Regions from separate parts of the Homo sapiens genome. Here region 1 is linked to region 2. Evidence: chromatin loops called from intact Hi-C (ENCODE). Cell type or tissue: ovary. All regions are shown on one strand. Links, peaks and the distances in the headings refer to the core of each region. The heading gives the core; the rest is flanking DNA.

Region 1 (2,931 bases), core at 340-2,839, 670 kb after region 2:
TGGTGGGGCTGTAAACTAGTTCAACCATTGTGGAAGTCAGTGTGGCGATTCCTCAGGGATCTAGAACCAGAAATACCATTTGACCCAGCCATCCCATTACTGGGTATATACCCAAAGGACTATAAATCATGCTGCTATAAAGACACATGCACACGTATGTTTATTGCGGCATTATTCACAATAGCAAAGACTTGGAACCAACCCAAATGTCCAACAATGATAGACTGGATTAAGAAAATGTGGCACATATACACCATGGAATACTATGCAGCCATAAAAAATGATGAGTTCACGTCCTTTGTAGGGACATGGATGAAATTGGAAATCATCATTCTCAGTAAACTATTGCAGGAACAAAAAACCAAACACCGCATGTTCTCACTCGTAGGTGGGAATTGAACAATGAGAATACATGGACACAGGAAGGGGAATATCACACTCTGGGGACTGTGGTGGGGTGGGGGGAATGGGGAGGGATAGCATTGGGAGATATACCTAATGCTAGATGATGAGTTAGTGGGTGCAGTGCACCAGCATGGCACATGTAACTAACCTGCACATTGTGCACATGTACCCTAAAACTTAAAGTATAAATAATAATAAAAAAAAAAGAAAACTACCAATATACCTTATAAACATAAACACAAAAGTCTTTACCAAAGATTAGCAAGTAAAATCCAGCAAAACAAAAATTTAGTGCCACATGACCAATTTGGGCTTATCACAATATTTCAAGTTTGGTTAATAGTTGAATAGCAAATCAAGGTAATTTGTGATATTAACAGAGGAGAGAAAGAAATAATATGCTATCTCACTAAATGGAGAAAAAACTATTTGACAACATTCAATAACTAATCATGATAAATGCTCCTAGCAAATTGGGAATAAAACAAAACTTTCTTTACTGGAAGACAGTATGATAATAAGCATAAAAAAAATTAAAGAAGCTACAAAATATCTACTCAGAATATGCTATAAATTTAAAATAATGTAAGAATATAGGATAGAAGATCAATATTTTAAAAATTAATTATAATTCTATATATTAGCAACTAATAATGGCATATTGAAATGTTTAAAAATAATTTCAATAGCATAAAATATTTAGCTATGGATATAAATAATGCATGACTTCTATTGTAAAAATTACAAAACATTGCTGAGAGGAATTATGAAAAATTAAATGAAGAGATATATTATGTTCATTAGAACACAATATTAAAAAGTCAATTTTCCCAAGTTGATGTATTGATCATTCTAATCATAATTTCAGCAGAGCTTTTTCCTTCTAACTAATAAGCTGATTCAAATATTTATTTTGAAATTCAAATGATTAGAATAGGCAAGAAAAATTTTTTTAAAGAAAAAAGTTGGAGGTAGTGTACTAATGCAATTTAAGACTCACCACAAAGCTGTAGTGATCACAAAGGTGATAATGTCAATTGTATCAACATATCACTCAATGGAACAGAATAGAAACTTTAGAAGTATATACACATATATATGGTCGTTTTCTTTTATTTTTGTATTTTAATTTTATTCTTAACTGACATATAATAATTGTATGTATTTGCGGGGCACAGTGTTATGTTTCAATAAATGTGCTACAGAAATACAATGGGAAAAGGATCGTTTTTTCAAAAATAGTAGTGAAGCAAATGGATATCTATGTGGAAAAAAACTTCAATATTTCATACTATTAAATATACAGAAAATTTTCTCAGACTGGATCATAAACCTAAATGTTAAAGCTAAAGCTATTCAGCTTCTAAAAGAGAACTATAAAAAAAAAAAACTTTGAGAACTCAATGAAGGCAAGGATATACTAGGATATAAACAAACTGTTGTGTCCCTACACAATGGAATACTACTCAGAAATAGAAAATAATGAATTTGCATGATACATGCAACAGTTTGGCTGAATCTCAAAAACGTTATCCTGAGTTTCAAAGAGGACACGCTGCACTGGTGTCTTATGTGGGACACAAGGCAGCATGGCCTTGGCTTGTCTAATCACAAAAATCCACCAATCTTCAAATTTGGAGCTTGTGAGATAGAACAAACACAGTCCATAGGGAATTCTTTCTAATGTCAGCTGCAGCTACACTCATTATCCAGGGCACCAGTAGCTGAGATGCCTATCTATGGTGGCATCCAGGAATCAGAGCTAGAAGTAGAGATTGTATAAGCTGAGATACTCAGTTGCATCATGGCAGTAGCAGTGTCCTCTTTGGAGAGAATCTGTGCCATTATCGTGGTCTTGCAATTCTGGCTCTTGCCAGCCCTCTTTGTTCCTGACAATTCCCTGAGATATCCTGGCAATTCTTTGAATGACCCAACATCCATTCAATATTCTTTTCTTCTTGAGATGATCCCTTTTAGTGTTGTTTGCTAGTATTAACTCTTATTAATACAAATTGTCTTAAATACCATGTAAAGAGGGATGATTTGAAAATTTATTTTTCTGCTTTTGACCCAATCTGCAGATATATGAACTCTCCTTAAAATCGCCCTCAGATACAAACTAAATATCTGTGAAACAGAATTCTTGATCTCCTTCTTCCCCATGAACTGGCAATTGACTAACCAAAGCACAGTGTTTTCTTTCTGCAGTACATCAATTAGCAGCCACTAAACAACCCCATCCTTCTTATAATTACTATCAAATTACAAAAGTATTAAATTTCATAGCTGCTGTGTGGTCCAGTGCATCCCTTTTCACTTGTATTCCATCCCAACTCACCACAGGTAAAAATATCAACAATTTAATGCTACAGCAGGCCAGAGGATATCATCCCTTCACTCACCACAAACAACAGCTTCTCTGTTGCCATCTGGGCATTGAGTGATTTAATTCTAAGTCTCATCCTAAAAGTTGGCTTCCTAGAACCAATTTCAGTACCTAAAATTACTGATATAGGGTTGGATTCC
Region 2 (2,931 bases), core at 132-2,631:
ACTACGTAGGAATTTAAATATAACCATGGTAACATTGGAAGGTGAAATTCAGGGAGTTGTTAGTTTGAGATGGTTGGTGTGACCCGGAAAAGGTTTTATTGAGGTAATGGTATTTCAATTGAGAGTTAAAGGGTAGGAATGGTGGCAAGGGCAGAATCCCGGCAGAGGAAAAAGGTGTTTAGATTCAGAGTTGGGAATGGCTTTGGTCATTAAAGAAAATAAGTAAAACAAACAAACAAAAATCAATATGCTTGAAACAGAGTAAACAAAAAGAGGGGCTAGTTAAAAATGGGCTGGAGAACCAAGCTGAGGCTGGAATCTACAAAGCCCTGGAGGCCTCCTTAAATTTTTTTCATTTTATCCTAGGAGGAATTAGAAATAACTACAGTTTGTTATATAAAAGATGACTCTCAGAATTTAAAAAAAAGAATTTTAAGGTTTATTTGTTTATGTATTGCTAGTTTGCTCAAACATCACCTTCTTAAAGAGGCCTACTCTGTCTCTTCTCTTAGTACAGCAAGCTGGCTGCATCTCCACCCCTACTCCTCCCAGTGGCCCTTAATACACTGTGGTTTTCTTTATGCCTGCTACCAATCAAGTCATTTACTCATTTATCAAGTTTATTGCCTATTGTTTGTTTCTGCTCACAAGTGCAAGCCCCCCATATGCAGAGCTCTGCAACATCTGATGCTGTATTGCACGCAGCTTCTTAGAGCAGCATCTAATATAAAAGAGAACTGTGCTCAATAAGTATTGACTCAGCACATGAGCTTCCCTAGGCAAAATCACTTATTATATCTTTGTTCTTCATCAAAAATTCACACTAGGCAGTTTAAACTTAATTAAGGTAGTACATAAAATAAATTGCTTTTTTTTTCTCCTTGGGAGCTTTGTAATGAATAGTCTCAGCATTATTTATTTAAGCTCTGTAGCAGACATGGTCACATTCTCAGCAGAGAGGTCATGAACAAAATATTCTCATCCAAGGAGATTTTTTTGTAGATTAGACTCAAGAGGTCCAACATTGGCAAGTCAGCATGTGTGATATTTTTCTAGGCCTGTTCTCACACATATCCATTTCTAATTCACAATCCACAGTACAGACTTCACATTTATAGGAGTCAATTTTTAAGTTCACGTAGTGACCCCTCAGATATGTAGCTATGTAATCTCTAGCAAAAGCCCAAGTACTTTTTTACCTCCTGAGATATCAGTGCTAAGAAAATGGTGGGCTTTTGTTTTTAAGGATGCAGCTCTTAGTCTATAGAGGGTTTGAGCAGCTGACCAGTAGAGGGCACCTGCCACTCTAAAATTGCCTCATGTCCTGTCAGTCTAGAGACACAGGCTTCACTGATTTATAAATAAGTTATTATTGCCTTCAGAATATTTTTATTTCCTTTCTGATCATCCAATATTATTGATTTCTAACACAAGTAATATGTCATAATAAAAATAAAGATTCATAAAGAGAAAAACTAAATCACTAATAGTACGATTACCCGGAGATAGCATAACCACTATTAATGTTTGATATTATTCCATATTATAATACATGCATCTGAATTCCATGTATTTCCCCAAATGGGATCACAAAGTAAATGCTATTTAATAACTTAAAAATAGATGAAATATGCAAGTTGAATCTAGGGCTATATCTTATAATGCCAGAAAGTCCTAAAAAAAAAAGGAAGAAAAGAAAACCCACAATGATGGGGGCATGTCAAAGGGTCCGAGGAACAAACTGAAAAAGCTCCAAGTGTCCATAGCTAGAACAATTTGGGCAACAAAGCAAACAAAGTAGCATTGGATTATGGTCCAAATTATAAAATCAATGTCTGAGTCCATACAGATATCAATACACAATTGAATAGGTAGTAGAGAAGAAACAAATCTGCCTTGTAGAAGAATACCAAATAATCAAAACAACTCACTTCTTCAGTATGAGCTGTTAATAGTGACTTTCTTCCAAAGGGTGCAATATGGAAAGAGTTGAAAAATAGTAAATTTACAGTGGAAAAACCTAACACCACCTTAACTAGGTGACCAAGGTCAATATCAACAAGTCATGTTGACTGTATGTAGCTTTAATATGTTGTTAGGAAACTAGCACTTTACCTCTATGATATTCCTCTATAACAGAGGAAATGAAGACCTGAAAAGGCTGAGGCAATTTTCAAAATCAGAATTGGTTGTATTTACTGATCAATTAAAATGTAAAGAGACAGGCAAGGCAATTGAAGTTGGATAAAGAGTTAAAGATGGGCATCTGAGTGAAAACATGAACTGTGTCCACTTGTGAATGGACATGTAACATCACACACACACACACAAATTGGCTGCAATATCTACAAATGCCAGTTTCCCTGGAAAACATCTACCATTGCTGTTTTTTTCAAGTTGAGACAAGTGAAAAAAAATGTATAGGATTTTGAATTAGAAAAACTGGAGGTCGAAACCTAGCTCTGCTATAGTAATTTTGGGTAAGGAAAAGAATGTGAAAAGTGAAATAGCACACAAGTTTCAGGGTTTTTAAGAGAGCTGATGACATTGCACAGAGAGTTACAAGAAATCATGGCGTTCCTCCCACAACTGGGACCAGACAAATTATTGTAATTATCATTAGCAGTCAAGATTGGCAGAAGGAAGCTATTTTCTGGTTTCTTATTAATATGCGATGATGGAAGATAAATCATTTTCCCAAGCAACCCTTCTGCCATAAGTAAATGTCTATAGATTGATCACAAATTTAATAATATTATTTTTAATTTTCTGGTTATAAAATGTTCCTTCTTTCAAAAATATTAAGGCCTCCAAGTGTAGTTTCAGTAGTCTTTTAAGCCCTGTGGTAAACTCTGAGTAAAGCTTCATGGAAAATATCTGAAGGGGTTATTTCTTGAGTTCAGTGATAAGTTTAGGCAGCTGTAAATTTTC

The links. Hi-C counts contacts between places; a loop is a spot of excess contacts. Peaks named below come from ENCODE experiments on the same cell type or tissue, not always from the same donor. Only the 100,000 strongest peaks of a DNase experiment are listed, where the experiment ranks them.
Region 1: it touches region 2 in a loop (4-fold over the local background); 19 of 110 quality-filtered maps call a loop at or near these places.

Annotation. Positions count from the first base shown.
Region 1 is chr21:26,893,960-26,896,890 of GRCh38, reverse strand. The region is part of intron 2 of LOC105372760 (a long non-coding RNA gene); the gene reads right to left. Among named protein-coding and RNA genes, the nearest start is that of ADAMTS1, 50 kb to the right of the region's middle. In ovary, for the core only: no CTCF peak of the experiment used is centred there; no DNase peak of the experiment used is centred there.
Region 2 is chr21:27,563,236-27,566,166 of GRCh38, reverse strand. No RefSeq gene overlaps it. Among named protein-coding and RNA genes, the nearest start is that of LINC01673, 74 kb to the left of the region's middle. In ovary, for the core only: a CTCF peak has its summit at 1,289 (motif pointing right); no DNase peak of the experiment used is centred there.